Linked DNA regions of Mus musculus: region 1 is linked to region 2. A link is a loop called in an ENCODE intact Hi-C map of the cell type or tissue named here. Cell type or tissue: heart. All regions are shown on one strand.

Region 1 (8,000 bases), 54 kb after region 2:
AAATTATGCATAGCCAAAAGATGGGAACATCCCCATAGTCAACAGGAAGTGCACCGAAAAAAGGTGGCTTAGATACACAATGACATACTATATCCTAAAACGAATAAACGTGTGATTCACACTTCAACATAGAGAGACCCTGACAGCATCCCACTGCTTAACAGGAGCCAAGAGGTTCAATATTGCATGGCCACATTCACCTGCAGCACCTACAGTGGACTAGTTCTTACAGAGTAAGAGGGTTCACCGAGCGCCTGGAGACCGGGATTGAGTGGGGTCTCCATACTTTATGGGCACAGAGGCTCAGTTTGGGGTGACAAAATAATGAATGCTATGAGTGTGAGAGGCACCATTTCACACAGAAAATTCTCATGCTATGTGTATGAGATGAAGGAGGGAGGAACCCACTCTATAGAAGAAAACTCAGAATTCTCTCAGGCTTCCCAGAATCCACCTGACAGAACTGGGGCAGAACTCCTCCCTGTGACATCAAAGCCAATGGAAACCAGGCTCTTCCCAAGCCCTGGCAGAGAACAGCCCTGAGAGCTGGCTTAATCTAGACTGTGGGGATCATGACTAGTTTTATTTATTCAGGAAGACAGGGAGCCTTGCGTTGGGGAGGATGCACAGTCCCACGGGCCTTGAGAGCTTTGCATCAGTCAGAGACGCAACAATCCTGTGGCATCCTTCATGCAATAATTTATGACCATGAATATTATTTATTTCTGAATTGGAGCTATAAATTCACCAGGGATTTCTGGCAAAGAGGTAATCTTCTCCAAACAAGGGCCTGTGGTGGAGGACAGACTATATCTGAGCACTTACTCATCTCTATCCTGAGTGTAAAGAGAAGTGTCTGCCTGACCACACTGTACCACTGTAAGCAGGTTTTCTTAAGTAGCTTTGAAAACGTATTCATTTTCTTGATCTTTAAAATGATTCTTGCTAATAATACAAAATATATAATATGTATATATTATATAATTACATATAATTATATATAGTGTAAATATAATATATTATGCATAATATATTGATATATAATATATCATATACACAATATAATATGTGCTGTATATTTGTATTATATATACATATATTTCATCCATAAAATAATACAACTGCCAGCTTTAGTGAGAAGTAAATGGGAAGAGCACAATTTTAAATGTGCTTATTTATTCCTAATGATTACAAAAATAACTAAAATATTCTGGCGGTTGTAGCCATGGAGAGAGTGTTACCTCTAAGATGGAGAACCAACAATGTTGATGATGTAGAACTAGGCAGAAGGAAGACAGAAATGGATGACCTTAGTTAGAATCTAGACATTCACTGTTGATCTTTTTTTTCCCCCCTATAAATGAAGCTGTAACAGGTTAGTGGCACAGAGTGTCTGAAGGTGAGAGTGGTTTTCAGTCTAGCAAGCCAGAAAAAAGCTTCAATCTATCAGAAGTCACAGCAAGTGACCCCTCCAGAGTCCGCAGGTGACATGAAACCCTAGCAGAGCTTTGTGTCACCTGTCCTTCGGAGTTGTGCTTGGTCATCCTCAGATCCAGAATTCTCTTTGCTTTTTATTTTATTTTTTTTGAAACAGGGCCTCTCTCTCCATAGAGCCTGAACTCAGAGATTCACCTGCCTCTGCTCTAGAGTACAGGGATTAAAGGCGTGAGCTACCACACCTGGTAATTGAGAGTTTAAACTGTATTTTAAGTAAGTGAAGTGACAGCTGAGGTTGTAGCCCTGGTGGGTTTTGTGGTGGGAAGAGGGAGCTGAGGTGAGGAGCCCTGGATTGGTCAGACACAGCCTCCAGTGGGCAGGAGACAGTATTCAGGTGCATAATTACAGTGTGAGCTGCGGAGAAGAGCTAGGATTCTCATTAATAGTCCACTCACACTAAATTTTTTAAAAAATAATTGGGATTCATTTTAAGAGTATATTTTATTTAACCAAAGTGTATCTAACAGCGTTATTATTTCAACATGGCGCTGCTTAGAAAAATCATTATGAGAATCTTGATAAAATTGATAAATATTTGCAACTTAGTATATATTTTATGATACAATCTAATTTGGGCTAGCCACATATCATATAACATATGTGACCAAATTGGACATAGGAAATAGTAAGAAGCACAACTTAACCAATCCTGGAAACCATTCCCTCTGTCCTTCACTCTGTGAGATGATATTCCATGTAGTAGTTAAGACAGTAAGGCCATCCCCTCTTTTCAGTTGACAGTATGGTATGGGTAGAGAGGAATCCAGACAATGCCCTAAACACCCTAACCACCAACAGTAACATAAAGTCTTTCTTTTGTGAGGTTAGTTACAACACACGGAGTGCTATTACCCAATGTCCTTTCTGGATTCTCCTTGGCACGGTCCTCTCCTTGGTCCTCTTTTGTGCTTCTAGTATGATCCCTAGAATAGGAACCACAGCTAAGATCTCTCGCCCCTTCTATGCCAGGAACCACTGAACGTCTGTTGACAGTATCTTGTTTAATTTCTGCATTTACAATAGCACCAGGCAGTCCTATAGGAATTATTTTGGTCCGTTTATGCAGATATACCCAAAACAAAACAAAACTCATAAACTTGGCAGTTTATCAACAACAAATCCATTCCCTATAGTCCCAGAAGCTAAGAGGTCAAAGACTATGGTATTAGCAGAAATGAGAGGGAGGAAGCAGGCCTGTTTGTCTAGTACTCAGGAGGCCAATGCTGGTATAGAAAGAGTTCCTTCCAGGACTCAAAGTGGGAGGCTGAGCAGCTGTCTGAACCCTGGCATGTTGCTCTCAGCAGAGAGAGTTCTTACCACCATGGTACAGTAGTTTGAACAGAGCATATGGTTCACTCAATGGCTGAGTTATCAACCAGTCAATCAACAAAGCAACCCAAGTGAGTAGACTAAGTGCCTTATGGAAGCACAGGTCAGTGCCCTGATACAACGGTCAAGTTGTCTTCACCCAGGCTGCTCTGCCATGCTCTGTGAGTACCATTTGTTTGGCACTTGCTAAACCTCACCTCTAATGGTTGCTGGCAATTGCCTTGTGTATGGCTCCTCTCTCTTCAATCATGTAAGCATTGGGTGGCATAGCTTGCTCCCTCCCCCAGCTTCCCTAGTAACCAGAATAATTTATTATTCACAATTATTGGCTCAGTCGATTCTAGCCCCTGGTTTCCTTTCTGCCTACACCTGTGCCCTGGTTTTATTTTTACAGTACTCCTTTTGTTCTAAAAGTATTCCAATTTGGATGATAAATTATGCATCATGTTTATCGCATAGACAAGCCCTCAGCTTGGCCTGCTCAGCTATGCCCTGTTAGCTACACCCGGAACAGCTGCCTTTGGAAAACAATGGGCCTGGCAGCCATCGGTCCTGATGCCCAATGTGGAACACAGAGAACTTTCTCATGAAGCACACTACCCATGATGCATCTCTCTAGGCTCTTGGCTCTACCATCCCCCACCAGCCTCTTCCCTTCCGTCCAAATCACTCCTTCCTTCATTGTTCCCACAGCTCTTGCCAGCTGCATCCTACATCCTCAGGTGACTCAGGACATAAAGTAAAATTTTCTTTCACCAGTGAAAATATACGGTGGTGACAGGTTCTCTAAGGTCAGATGATAGTGTGAGCTCAGACGGTACCACCAATAGGATGGGAAAAAGCAAAGCAAAACAAACAAACAAACAAACCAATCTCCAAACACACTATGTGTATGGAGGTTTCTAACAGTTGGGACCTACCAGGCTTGGGAAAACTCAGTTTCAAGATCTGTTATCTTGAGAATTTTATAGAAAGTCTGGTCCACTGTTTGAAGGAAGGGACCTGGTGGGAAATAGCCCCTTGGGTGGTAAATGTATAAGAGGCCTGGAATCAGCCCAGCTGGGGCCGCCCTGCTTGCTTCCAGAGCAGGATAGGCGTGGTTCCCAGCAGCACAGGACTGTACTGGGGTCCTGTAAATAGCGCCACTGTGAGGCGGTGAGGAGCAAATATAGCCTAGAATTGTAAAACCTCCGAGGAGGAAATTGGGAAAGCCCTGGAGAGTCATGAATAAGAAAAACACTTAAAGAGAGAGCCACTGCTGCCTTTGATTGTGCTAATCTCTGTGGCCTAATTTATTGAGATAGCGCCAACATATATGGGGTTATCTCTTCTGAACACAGACACTGGCTTGCCTGCTAATACGGTGTATGGGATTGCTACAGAATTAACTAAAACAAGGATGCAACTTTCTTTGTGCCCAGTATGTGGCATGCTTCTTCAATGTGCACCCAATATGGGCTACACTGAAGGAGATTTCCTATTCAGAATCTAGCTCAATACACATGGAGTGTTTTGTTTCAGGATTATTAAATTTATCCCATTAGAAACTCTCCCATGCAATAAAGGATTGGCGCTGACTCACCCCGACAATAAATTAGCCTACAGTCCACAGCTGTCTTTCCAATAAATGTGCCTCTGGTAGTTTCTGGAAAGATCAGCACAGTCAGAGGCAATGGCAGCCCCAACTCTTAGTTTCTGTCTTTTCCTTCGGATCATGAACAACCTCTTTCCAATTAATGCCAGTGCCCCTTTCCCATCTCGTTTCCTGCTGGTTCCATGTCAACATTTACACATCCCACTCACGCCTGCTGTTTACCTGCGATGGCCTACACGCTCTCATCAAACAGCACTTTTATTATACCATTTTTCCTCTTTTCCATGATTCATGCCGTCTCTGATAACATTTCCTTTTCAACAGGAAAAGCTACTTTCCGAAGTCAAACGCCAGTCTCCATTTTACAAAAAGAACGGACTGACCACTCAAGGTAAGCTGTAAGAATCCTTTCCAAAGCTGCTGGTCCCTTTGTCGTCACGGCTTAACTTTTAGAATCTCTCTGGAAGTAACTCTGGTTCATGCCCTGACCTCTCTCTCACAGAGCTGAAGAGAGGCATGCCACCTTCTCACCTGCAGCTCCCTTTCCCAGAGGACGAGGAAGCACAGAGGCGACTGGGAAGAAGAGGCTGTCTTCCTCCCGCACCTGATGAAACTGAGTCCCAGCATCCCCAGGGTTACTTCCTATGTCAGGCTATTACACATGTTTTCTTTCTCTATGACTCCACTTCTAAATGGTGCCCAGGTTTAATTTTTTTAAAATACACGTTTTCTGTTTTGAGATTATAATTATATCATTTTCCTCTTTCCCCTTTCTCCCTTCCACTTCTGCTCCCAATTCAAATTCAATTTATCGATTTATCTATCTCTTGCTCAATCCGTAGAATATTACTTGTATGTTTATGTTTTTAGGGCTTACTCTTTTATTTAAGACAGGGTCTCAGTATAGCTGTGAACTTGCTATGTAGACCAGGCTGGCCTCAAACTCAGAACTCCTCCTGCCTCTGACTCCTGAGTGCTGGGATTGAAGGCGTGTGGCACCGCACCCCAGAAAACTTTTATTATACCATTTTTCCTCTCTCTAGTCACGATGATTGGCCTCACCTTTATTTACAGGCTGGCACAGCTGGGACTCGGCAGGCCTGCCATGTGCTCTGGGCACCTCTTCTCTAATACCTTCCTCATTTCCAAACCAGCAACTCTCCCAAGCGACCAGAGCAGATTTTTCAAAACCTTCTCTTTGCTCACAGGCACAGCTAACTCACCATTGTTTTCAGGGTCAATCCGACCTTATCAGTGACTTTACAATCTGGTCCAACTTGCCTTTCAAAGCATTTGAGCCTCTCACCATTCACTCCTGCCCTGACCATAGAGGGGCAGACTTGCTAGCTAGGCCCCTAAGCCCCTCACCCTCACTGAGTCTCCTCTGGTGCTTCAGTCTACCCTGTCCCTGACACTAACTCCCAAGGAACCTGCATCAGGGCAGAATGTCACTGAGCAGCATGTCCTAGATGTCAGCTATGGCCCTGAACCCTTTCTGTGACGTTCCGCTCTCTTTGAAAGGCATTAGCCCACTCAGTAGCAGGAAGATCCAGCTTTAGCCCAGGCCTGCACCAAGCACCAGGTGTCCTGACTCACCTGCACCAAGCACCAGGTGTCCTGACTCACCTGCACCAAGCACCAGGTGTCCTGACTCACCTGCACCACAGCATCTGTTTCTCTCAGTTGTCTCTCACTTGGTGCGTGCGCCTGCCGTGCCTTGAACTGCTACACCAGTGCTTGCAGACTTCCTCCATGGTTACAGATGGATGGGCCTTCATGAGACTGTGCACTCCACAGTACAAGTGGTTTGCATGCAACCGGGTCCAGCACAGTGCTGACATGCAGGGTGCACAATTGTTATTTTGGAATTTGAATGTACACATCCAAGAGATGCAATCGGGAGAGTTCGATGTAACTCTGAACCCAAGAGTTGAGTCCCATGTAGATGTCGGGGCTCTTTTACTAGAAAGTACAATTCCATCGGCTCCAGTAGATGTCAGGGAAGCGACACCTCCATTTCTGTCTCTAACCTTCTCTACAGGTTAATATTTACAGCACACTTACAGGAATCTGGTTTTATAGTATTTATGGCAACCATCTGCAAATCAGCCAGCCAAACACACGGGCAGTAACCTCCCACATCCTCAACAACACCATTGCTTAATCTGAAATGCTTCTCGGAAGACAAAGAAGCATTCATAAAATGAAACAGTAGTGAATACTACTAGTAATGAGAAAGGTTTACAGCAACACGTCTAGCTGATTTACATGGTATTGCTATGCCAATGGCTGGGAGCAGTTCTCACAAAGATGCTCGCTGAAGCCCATGCCCCGAGTCAGAGTGGCCCTCAGTGTGTTTAAAGACAAGGGTACCAAGGGAGAGAGAAGAGTAGAAGGAAAAAGAGGGAATGGAGATGGAAGAGGAGGAGAAAGGAGAGGGAGAGGAGGAGGGGGAGGAGGTAAGAGGAGGGCATAGGTTGGGAGGAGGGATAGAGACTGCCCTAAATCTCTTGACATATAGAAGGGGATGACATTGGCAATAAAAGGGAGACGTGACACTATATTACTTTCTGGAAATGTTCACCTGAACTGAAGGAAGCTCTCAAGTGCGCGAATGGAGACTTGCCTGCCTTGTGGGCAGAGAAGCGATGCTTCCCTTTCTTCTCTTGCCTCAATCCAACCACACGACCAAGGGTTCAGGAAACCAAAGTTCTAAACCTACATAGACATCCCCGAAGAAGACCCCACCCCCTCCAAATAAATAAATAAGCCGCACCTGGATTTCACATGGCATTTCCAGGGTGACAGCCATTCCACATGACACATGCTAACTGTGAGAGAAGTGTACCATTGATGGGGCAAATTGGGAGTGAGCTGGGCCACATTCCTGTAGAAGTTAGGCCAGCAGTTGCTCTCCCTTGGAATTCAACTGAGAGCTGATTCCACACCTGATTTCTGATGCAGAGGTTCCCAAGGTGACACCAGATTCCCAGGGGTGGCTTCAAATCAAGAAGGCGGCCAATCGCAGAACCAGTCTGTGGCTATGAGGAGATGTCCCAAGGACTGTTGAGTGACACCACACAGACCGGGCCCTGAAACAGAACAGCTCATCCTAGCTCTCCATGCAGAACACCCCGGCTATTGACAATCTGTCACGCCAAGAACACATAGCCTGAATTTTCCACTCCTCCCACGCAGCTTGGCTGGCCTGGCTAGCAACGGGTTTTATTTTTACAATGATTATCACCCTGCAGCATTACCTCCTGGCCGAGGGGCTCAGAGGCAGCTGGAAACAAGAGCCAGCTGGGAGCCCGGCAGAGCAGTGGCCAGGGATCAGAGCCTCCTGTGCTGGGAAGGGGGAAAGCACTGGCCAGAGGCCATGCTGCTGACTATTCTGGGAAAGACAGATGCTGAGGAGCGGGCAGGGATCTTATTCGCCCTAGGGGCAATACAAACTGACCTTTGGATGGGAGTGACCGAGGCTCCTGGGGCAGCGCCTATCTTAACCAGCAATGACTTGCTCCTTTGGCTACATGGAGAAAGTGCCCAAATCAGTGAACTTCCAGTATGAGTACTGGCT
Region 2 (8,000 bases):
GAGCCAGTTCAGGGAACTGTGACCTCTGTTGTGCATATATGTGGTTCGAATAAATTCACACAGGTATGCAAGGACATGCCCATAAATAGTAAATACGTGTTTGTTTAAAGAGCTGTGAAGCCTTGGACAGCATGGGTCAGCCTTGACTGAGCACTGAAGACTTGGGTACCATTTCTGGATAACATTTCAAGATTCGGCAAGAAAAATAAGGATGCTAAATTAACTTTGAATTTCAACTGAATAACAAGCAACTCCTTAGCATAAATATGTCCCAAATATTGCATGCAGACATAGATATGCCAAAAAGAAGCCATTATTTCTCAATTGCTTGGGCCTCCTGTATCCTACTTGGCAGCCTGACATGCAGAACTCCTATTTATTTACTTATTTCATAGATAAGGGTTCCTTATGTAGCCCAGGCTGCCCTCAAGCTTGTGGTTGTCCTGAGTCACCATACCAGACTTGTCTATTTTGTTTGAAGTACAACTTTCCTTTCCACTTGGCTTGCACATCTGCTAGTTACATTTTGCTTTGGGACAGCACCCTCTACTCAATAGTAACCTGCTGACCACTCACTCCAACCCTCTACTTGCTTCCCACTACTTGGGGGTTTCACTTGGACTCAGCATCTTGGAGCATGCTCATACGACCTCTCAAGCAGGTTGGGATGAAAGCTGTTGGGGTTGGTAAGAAGCATTGAGCCTTTTGACATACTCCAACTACACACTGGATCCAGCCTTCTGGGGAAGGCCTATCCTGACTCAATGGCTTCTTGGGTCCTTTTATTTCTGCTTCAGAGGAGCCATGCTATTCTGAGGAAGGAGTAGAGATAACATGGGAGGATAGAAGGGCCTAGAAAATAAGGCTTTCCCCTGAGACTGGGACCAGCTCCAGAGTCCACATGCTTCTGTTCCTTTGTGCCCAGGTGGCTCTCACAGATCACACCCATGGCTGACATCCAGCAGCCTGGCCCACACAAAGCCCTCAGCCTCTTACCATCTCTATTGGTATCCATCTGGCGGAAGATCTTTTCTGTCCTTTTCTCTGGGGTTGATTCATCTTCAGGCATTTTCATGACAGAGGAAACCATTTTGTAGATCGCCTAGGGACAGAAGCAAAGGGCAGTGATATGGAAACACAGTTCATCTCAACCGTAGCTCTTTCAAATGCTAGAGTAGAGGGAAGGTAGCTGTGCTCTGCTGGAGCTGGGCCTGTCTCAGGGCTTTTTGTATAGGACAGGATGTGGCAGTGGTAGCGGTTATTTTGTTACATCATACTATGCACCTTATGTTTCAACTCTTGTCTAAGGTATTGGACCTATTTAGAACATTTAAAAAGTACAAAGTTTAATTCTAGTTTTTATAAGCTGCTATTACAAACTATTTAGGATAATTATGTGATGCAAGTTAATAGTTAATCAGTCAAACTTATGGTCTTGTTAGATGTTAGTCTACTACAAAAATATGTTTCTAAAGTTGAACAGGTAGTAAATAGCTAGAAACAAGCAACATTTGCCTATTCAGATATACCATAGATAGATGGTCTTCAAAAACCTCAGAGACCTACAGAATTTGGCTTCTAAAGACGTTTTTATTAATTTAAGGCTTTTGGGGGAACAATGAGATATGTCAGTTCCTGGCAGCACCCCCATTTGACGTCAAAGAAGATGATGAGTATCAAAGAATCTCTTTATGGACTTCGCTTCAAATATGACAAACTGCCACTAGACAAAAATCTCCCATTGCTTCAACTGAAGACAAAATGCTGTCCAAACTGTACAAATGAAACCCAGGAAAGTCAACTGCTGAGCTTTGAAAAGACAAGGTAGTCAGTCTTTCATAATTCCTGCTTCACAAAAAGGATTGTCAGATATTCTGGGCCAGAAGGCTGAAAATACTCTAACATTATAGAGAAACTTGGGGGGAACTGTCCAGGCAGCCAACTCTCTCTGTCATTTCTATAGTTTTGGAAGCTGCTTGCCTATACTTCTTGCATATTTAGGTAATATTTATTCCTTCTCAAGTCTCTAAAGGGGTTGAAGACTAGATAGTTAAAGTCTGAAATATAAGTTTGAGTTGTTTAATACTTAGATAAATGTTTTAAGGTCTATGCAGTTATGATAAGAATGATTTAGATACAAAATCTCAACTCTCCAAGATAGGATAGATAATAGAATACTTTCTACAGAGTTGCCAAATACATCTGGATTTGATTTTATGAATGTAATTCTTACCTGATAGTTTTCATAATTGTTTCATAATTGTTATTATTGTTTATAGTTTATTATAATAAGATAAAGATCCTTTTATGAGACTAAAAGAGGGAATTGTAGAGAAAACCTCTTGTATACTAAATAGATGCAGCACTGTCAATAAAATGCTGATTGGCCTATAAGCTTAGCCAGGAAATGTAAGGTGGGACATCCAGTAAGGAGATGGAATTGTGGGACAGAGCCAGAGATGAAGGAGCTTGGGACCATGGGGGAGGGCAGAGATGGGAGGTTAGCAGAGGTAACTAGCCAGGAGGTAGAAAGTAGATTAGAATAACTGGGATATTGAGTTATGACCTACTGGGGAACCAAAATCTATGACCAAGGTGTTTGTCAACATATTTTGAGTGTCAGAGCTGTTATTCCAGGAGGCTGGCACTGGGAAGAAAAACCTCAGCGTATATACAGAGCTCTTGCCGAACTCCAGGGCTACTCCACAGTGAGTCACTGGAGAACAGTCAAGGCCAGCATCTTGGCCCTGTTTAAGGTGATGGCTGTCAGCCACATCCAGCTTTCCTGAAACATGCTCACCAAAGTGTCTCTGCAGTCAAGAATGGAGTCATAATTAGTCCTGGACCCTGTTGACTGTTCTCTCAAACCTCCTTAGCTATAGGCTAAGCTGGTGGACACAGAGGTAGTTCTCTTTCTAAAAGTGGGAAAGCAGAGGCCCTGAGAGTGCCAAGATTTCCTACTAACTCTAGACTGAGGCAAGGTGGGACCAGTGGCAACACACACACACGTGCACATGCACACACACACATACACACACAAACAAACACTGGACTGAGAACAACTTTATGTTTTATGAGTTCATAAGCTGAGGAATCTCAATAGCAACAGTGTCTGGACCTCAGCAGTTCACCCTGGCACAGTCTCTTTCCAGGGCAAGCATCAGTCTATCTCAGGACTTGTAGCGGTGTCAATTGAGGAGTGTTTATAGACAAATGAGGGATTTCCTTTTGCCAGAAGACTTAAGCAAACTATAGCTGTCTTTCTTCAATCTCTTTCTGACCCAGCTGTTTCTCTGCTGAGTCTGTTTTGTCTCTGAAAGGTTCCTTCCTGGCTTGTGTTTGTGACTGGCCCAGGAGTGTCTTGCAAACAGATGTTCTCCTGAGACTTCTGTCAAGCTCCCACAGCTTGCTCAATATGTACACACTTGGCTTTCCTGGATCTGTGGCTTCATTCCCTCCTTTCTCATCTGAGTGTTCAACTGCCCACCCCCAAGCCCTGCTCGTGTACTGAGGACAGATGGAAACGTGACCCTCCCACAGGAAGCTGCCGATGCCCCTCCTCCTGTCATCTCAACGTGTGATACCTCTTCTTCTGCACAAACAAATGGGTCCATTGCAACCTCTTCAGAATCACTTCATTCTACTTAACCTCAAACTATGGTTGGCCAAGACACCTCCTTCCTTGACTGGAAGCCACGTCTGGCTACTCATCCAGTCACTGGCTACTGCAAGGTCTTGCGTAGCACCAGTTTAGAGAACTTGTTCCAGAGTGACTGTCCCCACCCCAGCTGTCCTCTCTCAGATTCCTTCTCTCTGATTTCTTCTACCCTGCCCCTCTGCATGAAGTTCCCTCTTGGCCCTCACAGGTTTTGTTTCTTCCCTGTGTAAATGTGTATCTTGACATATAATTTAACATCCGTGTAACCCCTCTAAAGGTTCTGAATCTACCAACAGCTGTAGCCTCTCCCCTTTGACACGAGTGAATGCTCTGTGGGAATGTATCCTGCAGACAAATATAGGGACGTGAGATTTGGAAGCTCATCCACAGACACGCCCCCTTGACGTCTAAACCCCTCCTCTCGGATTATTCGCTCCCCAGTTCCCAGCTCACTTGCTCACCAGACCTTTTCTGTTTGAGTCGGATACACCAGAAACTGTGACTTGCCCTTGCCTCTGTCCTCAGGGACGACACTGGAATAAAGGGGAGGATGAGCCCAAGAGCACCGTGGAAGGTGCACAGATGCATAGGAGACTGTGTGGTACAGTAAGAAGATGTCGTGTAAGGCCTTGTAACGAGGGTTAGTTAGGGCAGGCTTCCCCCAGGGCCGACTGTGGAGCAAAACATGGGGGGAAAGGCCAGGCCTTAGAAAGAAAAGCAGTTGGCAGGTTCAACCTCACACACCTCACCCACCCTCTAGAAAGGAACCTGGGTGACACCACACGGCACCCACCTTCCGTGTCTACCTTTTGGATGGGTACAGGTACCCCAGCAATGACTTATAGCTGTTATGAAAGCTCTCCCTCCATTCTCTTCAGTGATTCCATTGATGCTTTAAGAACTCAGCGCCTAAATGAAATCCCCCTTCTTGGGACTTCAACGGCAACCACCAGTAACAATACGCGGATGTCAGTCCATTAACACTTCTGTCTGAGCTGAGGCTCGAAAGATGAAGCAAACACAGGGGCGTGATGGGAGAGCAGCCCTGCACCTGGGCTGTCAGGATAAAGGAATAGAAACGGTTGGGAGAAATGGGACCATCCTACAAGCAGCTCCCTCTCCATACCACCAGGCCCAAGAACAGAATTTCGGAAGCCTCCTGTCTTAGTCAGCGTTTCTATTCCTGCACAAACATCATGACCAAGAAGCAGTTGGGGAGGAAAGGGTTTATTCAGCTTACACTTTCCACATTGCTGTTGATCATCAAAGGATTCAGGACTGGAACTCAAGCAGGCCATGGAGGGATGTTACTTACTGGCTTGCTTCCCCTGGCTTGCTCAGACTGCTCTCTTATAGAACCCAAGACTACCAGCCCAGGGATGGCACCATCCACAAGGGGACCTCCCCACTTGATCACTAATTGAGAAAATGCCTTGCAGCTGGATCTCATGGAGGCATTTCCCCAACTGAAGCTCCTTTCTCTGTGATAACTCCAGCCTGTGTGTCAAATTGACACAAAACTAGCCAGTACAATTGACCCCTTGTCAACTTGACACACAAACACATCACTAGTAAGCCTCAACCCTTAGTTTCTTATTCATCCCCAAGATCTAAACAACTTTAAAAGTCCCACAGTCTTTACATATTAAAAGTTCAATCCTTTAAAAATCCAATATCTTTTAAAATTCAAAGTTTCTTAACTGTGGGCTCCACTAAAATATTTTCTTCCTTCAAGAGGGAAAAATATCAGGGCACAGTCACAATCAAAAGCAAAAATTAAACTCCAACTGTCCAATGTCTGGGATCCAACTCACAATCTTCTGGGCTCCTCCAAGGGCTTGGGTCACTTCTCCAGCCCTGTCCTTTGTAGCACACAGCTTGTTTTCTAGGCTCTAGATGCCTATACTCCACTGCTGCTGCTGTTCTTGGTGGTCATCTCATGATACTGGCATCTCCAAAAAGCTGCTGTCTTCCACTGTAACTAGGCTTCACCAACAGCCTCTCATAGGTTCTCTTCATGGTCCCAAGCCTCAACTCCTCTGCATGATCCCTTCTGTCCTGGGCCATCAATTGCAACTGAGGCTGCACCTTCACCAATGGCCTTCCATGGCCTCTCAGAGTGCTGAGCCTCAGCTGCTCTGCGTGACCCCTTCATGTCTTTAAAACCAGTACCACCTGGGTAACTCTTACACATTACCAAGTCTAGCGACAGCACAAGATACAACCTTGGCTATCTCTGGAACACAGCCTCTGTGCTCTCAGAAAACACTTCCCAGAAGATGTCACCTCAATGATGCTGATCTCTTCTTAATCACCGCCAATTTCTTAGCTCCAGCTTACCAGCATCAATAGTCCTAGTAATACAAAGGGTTTGCTTTAGTAGTTCTGGTATCTTGTTAATCACAGCTGATTCTTCAGCCCCAGCTAACCAGAACCACAGAATCTTCACAATCAAATTAGCAACAGCCCTGAAAAAGAGTCTTTAATTTTCCCTCCGAAATTTCACAAACCAGGCCTCCATCTTCTGCACTGTACTCAACATTATCTTCCAAGCTCCTACACAACATTCGACAGAGCTCTTAACACCGAATGGATCTTCTAGCCTAATGTTCCCAAGTCCTTCCACAGTCCTCCCAAAAACATGGTCAGGCTGTCACAGGAATACCCCACTATGCTGGTACCAATTTGTCTTAGTCAGGGTTTCTGTTCCTGCACAAACATCATGACCAAGAAGCAAGTTGGGGAGGAAAGGGTTTATTCAGCTTACACTTCCATATTGCTGTTCATCACCAAAGTCAGGACTGAAACTCAAGCAAGCCAGTAAGAAACATCCCTCCATGGCTTCTGCATCAGCTCCTGCTTCCTGCCCTGCTTGAGTTCCAGTCCTGACTTCCTTTGGTGATGAACAGCAATGTGGAAGTGTAAGCTGAATAAACCCTTTCCTCCCTAACTTGCTTCTTGGTCATGATGTTTGTGCAGGAATAGAAACCCTGACTAAGACACCTCCCAAGACTGCATAGCCAGCAGCTGCAAACTGGGTACATGGATGTGTGGAAGGTGAGACTTCCTTTAAAAGGCTCGCCTTTCCAGATGGCTTTGTTATGGCAATTAGATCAGATTAGATTTGTTCTTTGCATCAATTAGCCAATAGGATTAGTGGACTCTTTTCCAAGCCAAGTTTCTACTGTAGTTGGCACCAAGGTAGTGCACCTCTGTGACGCCTGGTCCGAGTGGTGCCCGTCTCACAAGCCCACCCTTGAGGAAAGCTGCTCCTCTTCCCTTCCCCAGAGTAGGAACAACTAACACTGACCACTGCTGAGCTTCAGTCTAGGGCTGGAGAGCCTAGAGAGACGAGACACAGCCCCAGGCAGTCTCTGGGGCAAATCATGTCTTTTATTAGCATCATTTCTCCCAAACTTAGTGGGATTGAACCTTGGAGGAAACAAGCTACTTCCGCATCTTATTTTTAGCAGTGTCAGGATCTCCCAGCAGGGCCTGGCAGAGTTGGCCTGTTTTTAATTAAGCTACAAGGGTCCTGTTGTTGTTCTTTGGGACACTCAGAAATCCAGCTGGGGTTGTTCCCTGCTAGGCTCAGAGCAGTTCCTCATTGTGGCTAGATGCCTCCTTCTTTGTGGTCCTTCCTCCCCATCTCTCTCCCTTTCCTCTTCCCTCCCTCCATTTATCCCTCCTTCCTTCCTAAAGGAGCAACGTTTTGGATGCTCACAGGAAAGAATCCCATCTGATAGACAGGTTTGTGGCCAACTGAGAAGAGGCACAGTTTTGAGAGTCAAGTCATTTTCTCTGAAGGAAACTGAAGTGACTCTTTCCACCAGAAAATTTAGGATCTTCCTAAATCCTAAATCAGATATTCAGGGCTCTCTGATAGCAGACTAAGTCAAAGAAACTGAGCAGTGATGTCTGTTTGTGGATCATAGCTAAAAAACAGCACCCTGCTTAGAAAGATTTATATACCAGAATAAGAGTCAATGAAAATTTTTTTGGAGATATTTTTAAATTTCAAACAGTGCATACATGTCTGGAATGATACAAATCATCTCTCAGGTTCAGTTGGAAAGATAAAATAAATGGTGTCCTTCTCGGTGTTCTGTTACTGACAAAAGAGCTGCACTCACACCCCCCTTTCATTACTTTTTATTATTTAAAAGGTTTTAATTTATGTCTATAAGTGTTTGCCTGATGATCATGGAAGCCAGAAGATGGTGTCAGATCTCTTGGAACTTGAGTTACAGAATACTGTGAGTTGCCATGTGGGGACTGGAAATCCACCTGTATCCTCTGGAAAAGCAGCCAGACTCTTACCCAGTCAGCCATTTCTTCAGCC

The links. Hi-C counts contacts between places; a loop is a spot of excess contacts. Peaks named below come from ENCODE experiments on the same cell type or tissue, not always from the same donor. Only the 100,000 strongest peaks of a DNase experiment are listed, where the experiment ranks them.
Region 1: it touches region 2 in a loop (2.0-fold over the local background); 2 of 42 quality-filtered maps call a loop at or near these places.

What each region holds. Positions count from the first base shown.
Region 1 is chr15:37,425,046-37,433,045 of GRCm38, forward strand. The region is part of intron 1 of Ncald (neurocalcin delta); the gene reads right to left. It overlaps 4930447A16Rik (RIKEN cDNA 4930447A16 gene), which reads left to right and starts at 509. Exons shown (of 4, transcript NM_029113.1): 1 at 509-768; 2 at 4,745-4,811. The coding sequence starts at 573. Gm15941 (predicted gene 15941) reads right to left here and starts at 7,619. Exons shown (of 3, transcript NR_045283.1): 1 at 7,369-7,619; 2 at 2,350-2,420. In heart, a CTCF peak has its summit at 4,238; a DNase peak (open chromatin) is centred at 7,656; H3K27ac peaks cover 501 bases.
Region 2 is chr15:37,371,120-37,379,119 of GRCm38, forward strand. It overlaps Ncald (neurocalcin delta), which reads right to left. Exons shown (of 4, transcript NM_001170868.1): 3 at 997-1,102. Among named protein-coding and RNA genes, the nearest start is that of 4930447A16Rik, 50 kb to the right of the region's middle. In heart, no CTCF peak of the experiment used is centred here; DNase peaks (open chromatin) are centred at 3,572 and 4,072.